Linked DNA regions of Homo sapiens: region 2 is linked to region 1. A link is a loop called in an ENCODE intact Hi-C map of the cell type or tissue named here. Cell type or tissue: ascending aorta. All regions are shown on one strand.

Evidence for each region. Hi-C counts contacts between places; a loop is a spot of excess contacts. Peaks named below come from ENCODE experiments on the same cell type or tissue, not always from the same donor. Only the 100,000 strongest peaks of a DNase experiment are listed, where the experiment ranks them.
Region 2: it touches region 1 in a loop (4-fold over the local background); 4 of 110 quality-filtered maps call a loop at or near these places.

What each region holds. Positions count from the first base shown.
Region 1 is chr20:31,559,939-31,567,938 of GRCh38, forward strand. It overlaps HM13 (histocompatibility minor 13), which reads left to right. Exons shown (of 13, transcript NM_178581.3): 10 at 1,696-1,798; 11 at 6,272-6,357. It overlaps HM13-AS1 (HM13 antisense RNA 1), which reads right to left. Exons shown (of 3, transcript NR_046853.2): 3 at 7,649-8,000. Among named protein-coding and RNA genes, the nearest start is that of HM13-AS1, 9.3 kb to the right of the region's middle. RefSeq lists enhancers at 647-1,846, 5,850-6,725, 6,726-7,601, 6,875-7,014. In ascending aorta, CTCF peaks have their summits at 316 (motif pointing right) and 3,052 (motif pointing right); DNase peaks (open chromatin) are centred at 343, 723, 1,053 and 3,073; H3K27ac peaks cover 3,443 bases.
Region 2 is chr20:31,837,874-31,845,873 of GRCh38, forward strand. It overlaps FOXS1 (forkhead box S1), which reads right to left and starts at 7,731. Exons shown (of 1, transcript NM_004118.4): 1 at 6,430-7,731. The coding sequence starts at 7,669. The coding sequence ends at 6,677. It also overlaps a transcript of DUSP15 not described here. RefSeq lists enhancers at 1-16, 7,115-7,672. In ascending aorta, no CTCF peak of the experiment used is centred here; DNase peaks (open chromatin) are centred at 3,198, 4,278, 5,218, 7,718 and 1 weaker place; H3K4me3 peaks cover 4,164 bases; H3K27ac peaks cover 8,000 bases.

The DNA.
Region 1 (8,000 bases):
CCTCTGGTTTCTCATCTTGAGTTAATAACAAGAGTTCCTACCATGAAAATCTGGAGAGAGTGCTGAGCACACACTGACCTCAGTCGCTCTTGGTTGAATCCTGGTTGCAGTCATCATCATCATCTTTTATCAGCCTAGCGTCAGGTCACCATGTCTCAGCTGCTCTAGCTGTTCCCTGCCCTCTCTTTACTCAGACATTTTTCAGTCTGTTGTAGACAGTGAGCACGAGGGGGAGAAGGTGGGCAACTTAGGTCAGCGTTTAAAACACAAGAAAGGTCTTATCCAAGTTAATGCACCTATGCAATGGGACTTGCCGTCAGCAGGGGGCGCCAGCAACAGCTCCATCATTTTATGCCCCGTCATCCCTGTGAGGGCTGGCAATGTTGCACTTAACTTTGAGGTGGTTTGTGAACTTCTCTTGATTTCCTCATGCCTGATAGTTGCAAAAGCAGTAATAACAGTGACAGTGGTAATGAGAAACTTACTACCAGCATCATTGAAATCCAGTTTCCATGTGAAACTTAGGTTTTTCCCACTCACATACACCTGGGTTATTTGTGTAGTGCCACTTCAAACCTTAGGAGCATATGGGCTCACAGTCACCTTTGGAAGAGACCTGGCCAGTCTGTAAGTAGAGGGATGTCTGTGCCAGCCGTCTCTACTCCTGGCTGTTCAGAGGTAATACAAAGTGAAACCCATAAGAAGCCCCCAGGCTATTTGCTGGAGACAGATTCAACTGCCAGCACCCTCAGAGACAGAGTCTCATTTTTTAGCCTGGGCTCACAGCATAAGCAGCTCCTCAGCTGATTTCCAGAATCAGTGCAACATTCCCAAAGGGAGTCACTTGTATCCCAGTTCTCAAGATAGGTGAGTTCTCAAGGTACTTGCAGCCGAAGGCTTAGAAGCACCCAGGACAAGGAGAGAAGGGGGTCAGAAGCACTCATTCATTCCACAAATGTTAATTGAGTCCATAGTACTGGCTGGGCACATCCCAGGTGCTGGGGACATGCAGAGGTTACGGAGCTGGCATTGGAGAGGGAAGTCACGTAATGGCAATGCCGGGCTGTATATGATTCATCTGTTCTGAAGCTGATCTTGGATGAATCACCTCCAGGAAGCCACTGGCATTTATTCATGCAGCCAGCATCTAGTTAGTACCACAAATAGGCTATTGAACTATTACGTCCACTGCACTTAAAAGTAGTAACTTATCTTTGCAGTTTCTGTATCTGTGTTTCTCAAAGCATGATCCAACGGTATGAGATTCACCTCAGATGTTTTTTTCAAAATGCAGATTCCTGGGCCCTGCTCTAGAGCTATTAGATCAGACTCCCTGGGGGTGGGACCTAGAATCCTGCATTTTTTCACAAGCTTTCCAGATGATTTTTATGCTGACTAAAGTCTTACAGCCACTGTTATAAGTTGCAGCATTTGATATTCATAACTACCAAGGAGATGAGCTCATTTTCCCATTTTGCAGATGAGTAAACTGAGGCTAAGAGAAGGAAAGCAACTTGTCCAGAGACACATAGCTGGGGGCAGTATCAGCGTGCACACCCACCTCCAGACTCCCAGCCCAGAGCTCAGTCACCCCCCCACAACCTCTAGGGTCTTCCCCAGCTCCCTCAGAAGGGGTATTACTAGTTCAGTCCCTATATCTAACCCTCCTCCTCTTTCTTCACACCTTCCCTGCAGCTTGAAGAAGAATACCCACACCTACTTCTACACCAGCTTTGCAGCCTACATCTTCGGCCTGGGCCTTACCATCTTCATCATGCACATCTTCAAGCATGCTCAGGTGGGCAGGACGGTATCAGAGTGTCAGGAATGCCTCACTGCAAATAGAGGGACTTACAGAGGGATTTATTTGTAAATGCAAGCAGTCCAGAGATAGGCACTCCCCACTGGTGTTGGAGCAGTCATGTCTGTGATTCTCTTGGCCTTCCATTTGTGGTTGCAAGATGGCTGCCACTGCTCTAGGCAGCATGGGCACGTTAGAGGCAAGAAGGAGGGAAAAGCGTAACAGCCATGCCTGCTGCCTTCATCAGGAAGGCAGGAACTTTCCCAGAACCCTTTCAGCATCTCATGGGCCAGACTGGGGTCCTAAAGCCACCCTGGCTACAGGAGAGTCCAGGAAAGAGGATTTGGCTTCTCAGCCTTGGTAGTGGGAAGCAGGCAGAGAAGAACAGGATTGGAGTGGGTGTTGGGTATTGGGGCGTCCCTCCCCCTACTCCCTAGTAGACCAGGCTCTGCCTCCTTCTCCCACCAAGATGAGGATGGAGTACTGAGCTGCCACAGAATGAAGCAACATAGCACAAAGACTGGGAGCCCTCAGTGTGGCCTGGAGAGGGGAAGATTCAGGGGAAAGTGAGCAGACAGGATTGCCCTACTTTCTACTGGAAATAATAAGAGCTCCTGTTTGTTAAGCACTTCCACATGTCAGGCTCTGCACTCATGAGGATCCTTGTGAACAGGTGGGGAAACTGGAGTTCAGGTGACACACTGCAAGTATGTGGTAAAGCCAGGATTCAAACCTGGGTCAGCATGGAAACCACACCCAGGCTCTCAAGCCCTGGCCATGGGAAACGCAGCATTGAACAGGGGCTAAGGGAGCCCTGTTGTGAATCCCAGCACCACCCAGTAACCATGGAACTCTGGGCTTGCTGCTTCTGTCCCCTTTCCCCTTCCCCAGGGCCCAAATACAGACGAGCCATCTTTGAATTAATCACAAAAGCTGGGGTTTTTTTAATCACTCTGTGCCAGGCACTGTGCTAAACTCTTTTGCTAATAACTCATTTAGTCCTAGTACAGTATTACTTTATAGAAGGTCAAAAGGCCCCTAGCCCATAATTAGAAAAACCAAGAACAACCATTGTGGAACTGCCTCTCACTTCTGCTCAAGGGCTTCAATGGCGTGTAAGGTGAGAGTAACATGCGTATGGCAAGGGTCACAGAGAGTGACTGGACCTGGTTTGGAGGACTAGTTAAGAGACCTTTTGGAGGTCTCTGCAGCTCCCGGCCCCTTATTGGAGTCCAAGCCCAGAGCCAATTCCCCCAGTGGCCATAAGGTGGCAGCCTCACCCTCTGCCTGGCTGGACTGAGAAGAGGCTCCCATTCAGAGCTCTGGCACACAGGAGTCCTCTCCTTTATCGGAAAACTGCAGCGCTGAGAGAACGCGAACACTACATCAGGCTGGGCCCTGGGTGGCGATCTGGACTCCAGACTAATGAACTCCTGAACCCTGCCCCAAGGCCTGTGTTACTCCCCAGCAGCAGCCCAGCCCTTCTCCCCAGTCATCCAAGTGGGTACCTCTCTGAAAATCCTTGGAAAGGGGATCCAGGACATGAGGGGACCCTGTCCCATGGGGTCCCCTGCTCTCCAACACACAGGTAGTCCCAGTGCTAGCATTGGTCTAGGTAAGGGTCACCTCTGCCTTTGTGCAGTGGTGTGATCTCAGCTCATTGGAGCTCCGCCTCCTGGGCTCAAGCAATTCTCCTGCCTCAGCCTCCCAAGTAGCTGGGATTACAGGCGTGCACCACCACACCCAGCTGATTTTTATATTTTTAGTAGAGACAGGGTATCACCATGTTGGCCAGTCTGGTTTCAAACTCCTGACCTCAACTGACCTGCCCACCTCAGCCTCCCAAAGTGCTGGGATTACAAGCGTGAGCCACCACACCCATCCTACTTAGGGATTGTTAGATTCAATAATTTAATATACATAAAGCAGTATTGATCACAGCCCACCTATGACAGATGGCAAGAAATAAGTCTGAATGTTAGGATCAAGGGCATGCGGGAAAGACTTCTTTGTTCTCTGGCCAAGGGCTGGCTTTACGTTAAGAATGAAGTCTCCGGCCAGGCGTGGTGGCTCACACCTGTAATCCCAGCACTTTGGGAGGCCAAGGTGGGTGGATCACCTGAGGTCGGGAGTTTGAGACCAGCCTGACCTACATGGAGAAACCCCATCTCTACTAAAAACACAAAATTAGCCGGGCTTGGTGGAGAATGCCTGTAATCCCAGCTACTTGGGAGGCTGAGGCAGGAGAATCGCTTGAACTGAGAGGCGGAGGTTGCAGTGAGCCGAGATCGCACCACTGCACTCCAGCCTGGGCAACAAGAAGGAAACTCTGTCTCAGAAAAAAAAAAAAAAAGAATGAAGTTTCCTCACCCTCTCCAGGACAATCTCTTCACTTCATGAGCACCCATGAAGACGCACCATGAAGGAGCCATTCACTGAGTATTTACCAGGCCCTCTTCAGTATGCAGGGCACACTACGGTGAGCAAGACAGCTGTGGGCCCGCCCTCACTGAACTCACCACCTATGGGGATGTTCCATTACAAATTGCTGGGGAGGCCAGGCACGATGGCTCACACCCATAATCCCAGCACGTTGGGAGGCAAAAGCAGGTGGATCACTTGAGCTCAGGAGTTCAAGACCAGCCTGGGGAAAATGGTGACAACCAGTCTCTACAAAAAATACAAAAATTAGCCAGGCATGGAGGCGCACACCTGTAGGCCCAGCAACTTGTAGGACTGAGGCGAGAGGATCACTTGAGCCCAGGAGGTCAAGGCTACAGTGAGCCATGTTCATATCACTGCACTTCCGTCTGGGAGACAAAGTGAGACCCTGTCTCAAAAAAAAAAAAATTGCTGAGGAATGCTGTGAGGGAAATTAGAGGGACTTACAGAGCACGTAGCAAGGGACCTGACTCCATGTGAAAGAACTCAAGTGCACCAGCCTGGCCAACATGGTGAAACCGCATCTCTACTGAAAAATACAAATATTAGCCGGGCATGGTGGCGCATGCCTGTAATCCCAGTTACTCAGGAGGCGGAGGTTGCAATGAGCCAAGATCGCACCATTGCACTCCAGTCTGGGAGACAGAGCAAGACTCTATCTCAAAATCACAAAAAAAAAAAAAAAGAAAAGAAAAGAAACTCGGCCAGGCGCGGTGTCTCACGCTTGTAATCCCAGCACTTTGGGAGGCCAAGGCAGGCAGATCACAAGGTCAAGAGATCGAGACCATCCTGGCCAACACGGTGAAACCCTGTCTCTACTAAAAATACAAAAAAATTAGCCGGGCATGGTGGCAGGCACCTGTAGTCCCAGCTACTCCGGAGGCTAAGGCAGAAGAATGGTGTGAACCTGGGAGGCAGAGCTTGCAGTGAGCCAAGATCACACCACTGCACTCCAGCCTGGGTGACAGAGCCAGACTCCATCTCAAAAAAAAAAAAAAAAGAAAGAAACTCTTTGGGCTGGGCGTGGTGCCTCAGGCCTATAATCCCAGCAATTTGGGAGGCCGAGGCAGGTGGATCACCTGAGGTCAGGAGTTCGAGACCACCATGGCGAACGTGGTGAAACCCCATCTCTAGTAAAAATACAAAAATTAGCCAGGCGTGGTGGCAGGCACCTGTAGTCCCAGCTACTCAGGAGGCTGAGGCAGGAGAATCGCTTGAACCCTGGAGGCGGAGGTTGCAGTGAGCCAAGATTGCACCATTGCACTCCAGCCTGGGCAACAAGAGTCAGAGACTCTGTCTCAAAAAAAAAAAAAAAAAAAGATTTGGGTCTCTGAGTCCTGGGCTATTTTCCCTCTCCTTGTGAAGCATTGGTCTTCCTCCTCTGCAAAAGGATAACCATCATGGGATGTGGCAGTGGGCTGACTTCCTGGGAAGGCTAAGCTCAGTGCCTGCACAGTAGATGTTCATGAACAGGGTCTTAGTATAACCGTCCTTTTCTCCAAACCCAGCTTTACCAGGAGTCTCAGCACAGACATGCCAAATTGCTTGGGTGTGAATCCTGGGGGAGCCAGTGACCAGCTAGGTCACCTTAATACAGGCTGCAACAAGTAGTTATTACATAGCAGCTGTGGTGTCATCATCACTATAATAGCATCTCCTGGAGCATTTGCTAAAATGCAGGTGTGAGCCCCAGACCTCAGGAAGCAGAGTCTCTGGGAGTAGGACCAAACCAGGAAGTTGCTTTTTGAACCTGGTGACCTAGGTGATTCAGATGCTGCCAGCCAAACCCCTGGGAACCCTTGAAGCCCTGCCTACTTGAGTTTCTTAGTTTTCTTGCATTCCCTCTCGGGAGGAGCAACCCTTGTCTGGGAGTTAGGAGCCCTGGGTTCAGGCCCAGCCACTGACTTGCTATGGTCCTGGACCAGTCACTGTCCTTCAGTCCAGCCCAGAAGGGGTTTGGGGTGCTGGGCACGGCCCTGAGGCAGTGCCGTGCCCAGCATGGCTTCACCAGCCTGTGTCCTCTCATAGCCTGCCCTCCTATACCTGGTCCCCGCCTGCATCGGTTTTCCTGTCCTGGTGGCGCTGGCCAAGGGAGAAGTGACAGAGATGTTCAGGTAAGGCAGAGTGGGGGGCAGATGTCCTCATGGGCACCAGTGTGCCTGCTGGCAGTCAGTGGAACCTGCTGGGGGTATCTTTACACCTCTCCAGGGGAACATTGTTCCTGCCACCAGCCCCACCCCTTGCCTTTTTCAGCAGTACATGGGTACCTGGCCTGTGGACACCAGTGGGAACCTTACCCTGGGCCAGGAGCCAGGGGAGCGCAAGGCATCAGAGCCCTCTAGGCATCCCCCATCCAAATGTTAGCTGGATCTTAAGAATAGCTGTTGTGGATTTTTCTCTGCCTACTGTCAGAAGTCCTAGGTGACTCTGCCCCCAGGTGACTTCAGGCATGTCTTCCCCTCCCATGGCCTCAGTTTTCACATGTGAGTAATAGAACAGGGGGCGTGTGGGATGCCCTAGTGTGGTAGAAAGTGCCCCGAGTAGAAGGCAGGTGTCAGTCCCTGTTCATTCACCTCTGTGGCTTTAACCCACAGCTCACTGCTTTCTCTATATCTGTATCTCACACAGATACCCCTTCCCCAGGGCCATATCCACACCTACCACACCCTGCACACAGCCCCACCCATACCGCAAGGCCTGCGTGACTCCAACAGGTGTCTGCCCCCAGCACTGCCGACCCTGCCTGCCAGGGACCTAGAAATAGCTGTCAGTTGCGATTAAAGCTGCCTACTCGGGTGCCTTCCGCCCAGTTCCACCTGCCTGGCCTCCAAGCTGTCCCTAGAGCGCTTGCCAGGGCCTCCTGTGCACCTGGCTCCCCGCAGGGGAGCCTGTGACTCACCCCTCCCCCGGACCTGCCTCTGCCCTCCCTGTCCTGTCTAGAATCCCCAGCCCCCCGCCTGCCTGCCCACATTGCCTCGCCCAGCAAAGCTCTGTGGTCTGAGGCAAGTGGGGGCTAGGGGTGAACTTGGGGACAGGTCTCAGGGAGCTTTGGGAGCAGGCATGGCACCCGATCCCTGAGCTTAGCACCCATCCTTCACCCTCCCTCTGCTTCCCATCCAGCCCAGGTTTCCCTGCCCCTCCCCTTGGGGTAACCACCCAATGCTATTGTGCCCTCATCAGGCAAAGCTCTGAATACACAAGGCAGAGGGTGCCCCTGGCCTTTACCTGCTTGGTGCTAAATGCTCTGCCATACAGGTACCCTGCCCCCACTGTTTGCCCTCCACTCCCACCCTGGACATTCTTAGATTGGGGTAAAAAGCAAGTGATCTCTCTCTCTCTCTCTCTCCCTCCTTTCTCCCCATTTCTCTCCCAATTCTCCACCTTTTTACTTTTCCCTTCTATTCTCCTCCTTTTTTTATTGATTTACTTATTTTTATATTGGTACCACATTCACATAGTTAAAAATTCCAAAGCTGTAACAGAGAGAGCACCCTCATGCTCCAGCTACCCCACAGAGGCCAGCAGTGTTACACAGACATTCAGACACCTGTGCACTGATGTGTGTATACTTTTTCTTGCACAGACGGTGGCATTCTTGGAGCATTCTGCACATTGGGTTTCTACGGTATTTCTTAGAGGTGTTTCCACAGCAGCACATACACTTCTAGAGCATGCTTGTTCTTCTGCACAGTGGCCTGATGTGCCTTTGTCTAGGTGCATCTTTCTTTTTTCATTCTCCAAATAATATCAGCTTCTT
Region 2 (8,000 bases), 280 kb after region 1:
GATGAATAGGGGAATCAGGATGTGAGGCAGGCCATCTGACTTCCCACACAGCAACCACTTCACAACCATTTGTTGAGCCCAGCTCTGGGCCTGGCCCCCAGCGAGAGCCTGGGGATGAATGAGTCATGGCCCTTGCCCTTGGGGAGCTCACAGCCTCTGGAACCCCAGTGGGAGGATGGGGATCAGGGTGAAGCTGGAAGGAATCTCATGAAACCATGAGAACAGGAAGGAGACACTAACCCCTATTCTCTTCTCTTCAGTGGGAGTCACATCCAAGCTGAGGGCACACAAGGAGCAGGGCTTTTCCAGACAGAGAGTGAGGAGGGTGTTCCAGGCAGAGGGGACTGCTTGCTGTCCAGAGACTTGCAGCTGAGTATAAGCTCATCTTGGAGCAGGCCAGTAGGGCTTTTGCATGAGACGAAGCAGGAAATAGGTCTGGAGAAGTTAGCAGGAGCCCGAATGGCAGGCTGACATGGGACAATGGGGAGCTGTGGAAGGGAGGTCAGAGATCCATGCTTACAAAGGATCCCTGCAGCCAGGGAGGTCAGTGAATGGGAGAGAGAGGCTGGAGGCAGGGACACCCGGTGGAGGCTGAGCCATGTCTGCTTGAGAGGCTGTTAGCTGTGGGGAGGAGATGGGGGAGATGCCTCTAGACAGATAGGCTGATGACAGAGAGATTGGGTTCCAGGTCAGACAGAACAGGGTTCGTACCTACTTATTTGCCCTCCCTGAGCCTCAGTTTCCTGTCTGTAAAATGGGGTAAGAATCGTACCTGCTTCCCAGGATAATGAGAAAGTTACATGGGATTTGTAGGTGGAGCCTGGTACAGGCTACTGAGCTTATGTTTTTTTCACAACTATTTCTCCGGCCCTGGCTATGTTCCAGACACTGCCCTAGGTGCTGGAGACAAGCAATGAATAGACAAAAATTCCTGGCCTGGTGAAGCTTCATGCCAGTGGGGGAGACACACTGAATGGCAATAATGAATTTAGAATGTGTTAGTGGTGGGGGAAATGGGGAATGTGGTGGCCAGGCAGGGCTTTTCTGAGGATATTTGAACAGAAACTGGAGGATATGAGGGAGTGAAGCCTGTGGACATTCACGGAAGATAAGGCAGAGCCAGTGTACAGGCTGCTTGGAGTGAGTGAGGGGGAAGGAAGGAGGAGCTGGGGCCAGACCACAGTGGCCCTTGCCTATTAACGAAACAGGGAGCCTTGTTGGGGAGGTCTTTGAGAATTTTTTTTTTTTTTTGAGACATAGTCTTGCTCCATCGCCCAGGCTGGAGTGCAGTGGCGTAATCTCAGCTCACTGCAACTCTGCCTCCTGGGTTCAAGCGGTTCTCCTGCTTCAGCCTCCCGAGTAGCTGGGATTACAGGCGCCCGTCACCATGCCCAGCTAATTTTTTGTGTTTTTAGTAGAGACGGGGTTTCACTATGTTGGCCAGGCTGGTCTCGAACTCCTGACCTCAGGTAATCCACCAGCCTTGGCCTCCCAAAGTGCTGGGATTATAGGCGTGAGCCACCGTGCCCAGCCTTGAGATTTAATTCATGGCAAATGAATGAATGGTGACCATGACTCCATCCATCCACTCCTAAACCTTCATGGAGGGACTACTATGTGCTAGTCATCGAGTTAGGGAAGATGACAAAACGCATAAGGCAGACCCAACCCTTGGCCCCTGAAGTTTACATTCTAAGGCAGAGACACAATAAAACATGAGTACATGTGCACATGCGTGATTCTACATTGCAGCAGATGCTATGTCAGCAACATAAATGGGATGCAGAGGGAGAATAATCTGGGGGCATCCAATTAGATAAGGAAGTGCAGGAAGACTTCTCAGAGAAGGTGATGTGATGTAGGTGGTGGATGTAGAGAGGCAGCCAGTGGGGGCGAAGGGAACAGCTGCTGCAAAGGCCTAGAGATGGAAAAGAAACTCACGGGGAGGCAAGTGTCCTAAGGGAGTGGGAGGGTCAGCCCTCTCTTGTTTGTATGCTCAGGGCAACCTCAAAACTGGCCCTGAGGGCTGTGGTCAAGAGGAGGCAGCCCTGGCCTTTCCCGGGACACCAGGCTGGCTTCTGGCTGACAGTGGCCTGTTTTTAGCCATGGAACCGTTTCCTTCTGCCCCACCAGCTGCCTCCCTGAGTCACCACCTAGTACCAGAAGTGTGGGAACAAGAGATTAGGCACCTCTGGACCTGTGAAGATGTGGGTTTTGCCCTGTGTGAAGGGAGAGATGGAGAGGACTACGCTGAGGGCATGAGGTCCTCCAACGGAGTTGTTTTATTAATTCTAATTTCATTCCTGTTGACTGAATTGTACAGGTAGTGTGCAGGACAAGGCTTTCCACATACCAGTCCTGGGGACTGGAATCATTGCTCCCATTTTACAGATGAGGAAACTGAGACTCAGAGAGGTGAATCCACTTGCTCAAGGTCACACAGCAAGGAAGTGAAGATGCCAGGAACTGAGTCAAAAGCCTTGTCTGTGTAACAGTCCTTCCTCCCCCTAAATCCTGTCCTCCTGCCTCCACAGCAGCTAGACACTCTTCTGGGGCATAAATCAGGTTAAGGGAGACATGTCCAGTACCCAAATACCTATTTATTGTACTTAACAAACACTTATTTTATTTTATTTTTTTTTTTGAGACAGAGTCTCACTCTGTCACTCAGGCTGGAGTGCAGTGGCATGATCTCAACTCACAGCAACCTCTGCCTCCCAGGTTCAAGCGATCCTCCTGCCTCAGCCTCTCGAGTAGCTGAGACTACAGGCATGTGCCACCACACCCGGCTAATTTTTGTATTTTTTGTAGAGACAGGGTTTTACCCTATTGGCCAGGCTTGTGTTAAACTCATGACCTCAAGTGATCCTCCTGCCTTGGCCTCCCAAAGTGCTGGGATTACAGGTGTGAGCCGCCGCACCCGGCCAACAAATACTGATATTGTAGCTGCCATGTGCCAGACCCTGTTCTAAGCACTTTGCCAGTATTAACTCATGTAATCCTCACAATAACATCATGGGGGTAGGTACTGTTAGGGTCCACATTTTACAGATGGGGGGAACCCAGAAAGGGGAAGCAACTTGCCCAAGGTCACACAGTTAGGACGTGGCGCCTGGTCCATGGGTGGATGGAAGTCTGGGTGTGGAAGGGATGTTTTGGCTGAGGCCTGGATTCCTGGATTGCATACTCTCCCAGCAGGCGGCATGCCAGGCTGGCCGATACAACCTCCCGGCTTTTTCTCATCACTGTGGCAGCCTTGCAGGGCCCTGCCCTCCAAGGGAGAGGGTCTCCTTCCCCTCGGCCAAGGCACTGTTTGGGGTGTGGGCAGGAGTGCCTAACTCTGGGCCATGGAATGCCATAAACCAGGGAAGGAAGGGGGTGGGCAGGGAGCAGGCTGGAGATAAAGCATCGGGGAGGAGGGGCTGGCTAAGGCCAGCCCTGTGGGTGGGTGAGGGTGGCCTTCCCAGGGGCCAGGAGTCCTTTCCTCTCTTGGGAGAACAAAGGCCGAGGCCCAGCAGGTGAAGCTTCCTAATGGTCTTTCAGAGCTACCACACTTTTGTGGGAAGGGGCCGGCCACCTGGAAAGGCAGTGGGCTCCCAGTTCCTGGAACCCCATGTGATGTCGACCATTTTAATGTAGAGAGGATTCAGAAATCGGGCAGGAGATGCCCTTCCGGCTCTGATATTCCAGGAATCTGAGTTGCTATGATTAAAAACTCTGGAAGTTTCTGAAATATTCATTTCAGATTCTGATTCTGCCATTTTAGGATTTGATTCGTCTAACTCTGTAAGGGTCTCAATAACCTTTTTTGCTCTCACCTGCTAAAGAGGAGGAATGGGGACTGGGATTCCCTCCTAGAGATGGACACGCTCCCTATGAGGAGGTCCTTGGTCCAACGAGATGGCCCCATCCCTCCCCTCCAGAGCTACATTAAGGCATCAGAGGGGGTGCCATGGATGGGCTGAGAAGCGGCTCTGCTCCTGCCTTGCCATGTGACCCTGGGCATGTTACCTCTCTTCTCTGGCCTTGGTCTCTCCATCTGTGCCAAGGGGCTCTATCTGGGTCGACAGAGGCATTCACTGTCCCCGCAACCCCTGTCCAGATGAGGGTGGTCAGGTGGGAGCCGGAGGTGAATGTTGGTCATGGAAAGAATGTGAAGGCAGGAGGCCCCGTGGGTGGGGTCCCTGGGCTGGGCAGCTAGCCAAGGGTGCATGAGATCATGGTGTCTCCTTGCCCAGCACCTCCAGAGAAGGGACCTCCTCCAGGTCAGATCCGTTCCTGGGACTCAGACCGTGAGTCAGGCTGCCCTTCCCCACAACCACCGGGCAAAGGGAGTGAAACGCAGAGAGGTGGGCACTGGTCCAGGCTCATACAGTGAGTCCAAGGCATGTGCTGAGTCCAGGGTCCTGCTTGGGGGGTTGGGGCTGAGGGGGCCTGTCTTCTCTTCATGACTATGTCGGAGGCCAGAGGGAGATGTGCAGAGGGGGCTCTGAGCCTGCATGTGGGCAACCCTTTCGCACATTCCCCCAGGGCAAGGGATGAGCAGGAGACTCAGCCTCCTTCTCCACAAGTCCCCACCCTAGTGCAGAGCTAAACTTCCTTGATTCAGGGGGATGCTGGGGAGTACAGCGGCAGAGGCCTGGGCTCCCCCAGCCCAGCCGGCTTCCCATCCTCCTAGTAGCTCAGAACCCAGGCTGGGAAGGGACTGGGGTCACCAGGGCTCCACAGGAATGTGCAACGGGAACAGCGCCCAGCAGAGGCCTCCTTCCCTGACCCAACTGAGAAAGAACTCTCACCCCTTTGAATCTGTCTGTCTGCCTCTGCAGGGTCTGTCTTTCTGCATCTCTCTCTTTCTCTGTCATATACACACACGCAGCCTGAGACACACTGATCCACACAGGCACACGCCATGGTACAGACTCACACAAGAGCCTCCTTCCCCCTCCTCACCATGCCCTGCACACAGAGGGCCTTTCCTCTTCCCTCTGCCCCATGAAGCTGCCCATAGGAGGCTGCACAGACCCTTGCTCCTCCTCCCCATTGTTTGATGGGTTCCAGGCTGGGGTTCAGCAGGCATGGTGGGGAGGGGCCCCACAGCTGGCCAGGCGTTTTCCCAGCCCCTCTCACCCTGCAGGTCCTCCTCCACCCCAGCTCTGAGACTGTGGGAACCAGACAGTTCGGGCTGTCCAGCCGGGCTCGCTTCCTCCCAGGCCCCAGGGGACCTGTCGGGGGAGGAGGGAGCAGCAAAGGCTGGAGTCCTCGGGGCTGCCTGGGCAAGGGAGGGCCTCTGGAGGGGAGAGGGCTGCCTGCCCAAGAAGGGGTCTCCAGCCCCCTGAGTGTAACCTCGTGGGACATAAGACACTCTAGACCACATGCCAAAAACCAGAATGGGGGTGCCCCAGCATCCCTCCCTCCTCTCCCTATGCCCATGATCCAGATAGGAGGACTGAGGCTCTGGGGAGGAAGCCATTCGCCTCTGCTCCTCCAGTGCTGGGGTCTGTGAGGACAGCGATGTTTCAGATTCCTTCTCTGTTCCTCTAACGAGGACCAAGAATATCCCCATTTCTCCTGCTTCCTCGCGAAGGGATAGTCAGAGAAGGTCAAAGGTCAGGGCTCAGTCACTTCTGAATGGTACCTAGGACAGTCACAGCCCATGCTGCTGGCCCCAAGAAATGCCGTCTTAAAGAGTCACCAGAGGACCTCATGGAGCTGGGGGCTCAGGGAAGCTCCCACATTAATGTGGGAAGTCCAAACAGGGGGTAGGTGCTGCCTTTTGAACCCTAGGTGCCCTGTCTGCACAATGGGTAAAGGGTGCCTTTCTAGCCCTGGCCTTCCAGGATTGCAGCAAAGCCCTCCCACCTCTGGGGGCCACCACCAGCTCTGCCCTGACCCTCTTCTCCACCCTTATGTCCTCACTCAAGCTGCAGGTCAGAGGCTGGAGGGTAGAGCCACACAGATGTGGTTTTGATTTACCCTCTGCCACCCATTTGCCCTCTGGAGTTGGAGCTGGCGAGCCTGTTTCCACCACTGTAAACGGGGCCAACTTTCCAAATCACACAGGTGAGATGATACATACAAGCCCGGGACAGGATCAGTGTCACAAATTGTCAGGGTTATGATGACTGCACCTACGGGGGCTAAGTCCCAGCATCTGAGACTGGAGAATCAGTCCCTCAGGCCAGCCCAGTCTTGCCCCTGCCCAGTCTCTCCCTTGCCTGTATCCTCCTCTCCCTGCTCCCCATTCCCTACCTCCCCTTCCTCTCCCTTTCTAGGAAACTCCCTGAGAAAGTCCCCAGCAGGAGAAAACCTCATGTGAGATATTCCCACCAAGGGTCTCTGCCCCCGCTGCACAACCCCACAGCCACAGCCACCCCCACATACAAGCAGGCACCCTGGCCCTCAGCCCCCAGCCATCAGGCAAGCTGACCCTCATCATCACATGGCTTTATTGGCCCTGAGAGCCACAGAGTAAATCCCAAGAGGCCCTGCTTCCCCTCACCCCCAAGTTTGTCCGGAGGCCCCAGGGGCCTGGCTGAGCACCGCTTCAATCCTGGCTTTCTGTGTGGTTGTCCTTGGCTCACCAGGGCTGGGTCCTTCGAGAGTTCTTCAGGTCCTAGAGCCAGGCTCAGCCCGGAGGGTGAGGGACCTGCAGGGACTGCCCGAGGTGAGGCTGCCTTTACTCAAAGAAGAACATTCCTGGCGTCCGGTATAGGCAGGGGGTCAGCCCCAATGGGTAGCCGGAGCCTCCCTGGACAGGGAAGCCACCTGCAACCCAGGGTTCCTTGTGGTCAGTTGGCAGGGGCAGTGGGGCCCGGAGTGAGCCTGGAGGGGTGGGTGGTGCAGGGGAGGGGGCTGCTGAGGCCAAGAGGTGCTCAAGGCCTGGGTCAGCCCCCATGCAAAAATTCAGTGCCTGCAGCCGACACTGGTAGCTGCTCCCGATGCCTGATTCCGGGGACAAGACGGGCGTAGGGGCCTTATTAAAACTCTCAGCCTCTGAGAAGCCGGCAGGAAAGCCAAACGCTGGGCATGAGGAAGATGAGGTGGCCACGGGGAGCTCCCCTGGGCATGCAGGCTTGGGCGTGGAAATCTCTTTGGGCTCCATGGGTGGCCGAGGCCTGCCATCAGTGGTTGCTGGGCACATACTGGCTGGCATGGCCCCCACCAGACCCCCAAAGCTTAGGCCCTTGGGATCTGGCAGCTCTGGTGGGAATGAGCACTGCCTGCCGGTCGTGGCGTTGGGGACTCCTGGGTCCTGGCTGGTCGCCCTGAGGGGTCCACGGCGTGCCTTGGCGGGGCCCCGGGTGCCCTCAGCACCTGTCTGCCGGGTGAAGCGGCGGCGGCGGCGTAGGAAGCTGCCGTGCTCAAACATGTCGTGGCAGTCAGGGTCCAGCGTCCAGTAGCTGCCCTTGCCTGGCTTGCGGTCATCGCGGGGCACCTTGACAAAGCACTCGTTGAGTGACAGGTTGTGGCGGATGCTGTTCTGCCAGCCGGGCCGGTTGTGGCGGTAGAAGGCGAATCGGCCCATGATGTAGCGGTAGATGCCACTGAGGGTGGCCCGCTGCCCCGGTGAGCTCTGGATGGCCATAGCAATAAGGGCGATGTAGCTGTAGGGAGGCTTGGTTGGCTCAGTTGTGGGGGCGCCAGGCCCGGGCAGAGGCTGCTGCTGCATGCTGGCCGGGCTGCCAGGCTGCTGGGACCTGCTGGGTCAGGCTCAGCTTCCAGGGCTGGCGTCCGGAATAGCCTGCCCAGGCTGGTTAAAAGGTCCACTGGCCCAGCCTCCCAGCCTGGAAAGGCAAAAAGGGGTGGGTCTGCTGAGCCATCCTCCCCTCCTCCCTCGCCCCACTCCCACAAGGCCCAAAAGAGGCGGGCAGGAGAGGCCAGTAGTGGGAAGCCGAGCAGCTGCCAGGGATGAGGAGTTGGGAAGGAAGGGACTGAGACCCTCAGCCCACGTGTGCTGGGTGGTGGTGGCTGGGGAGGGACAGGATGTGAAACTGAGCGGG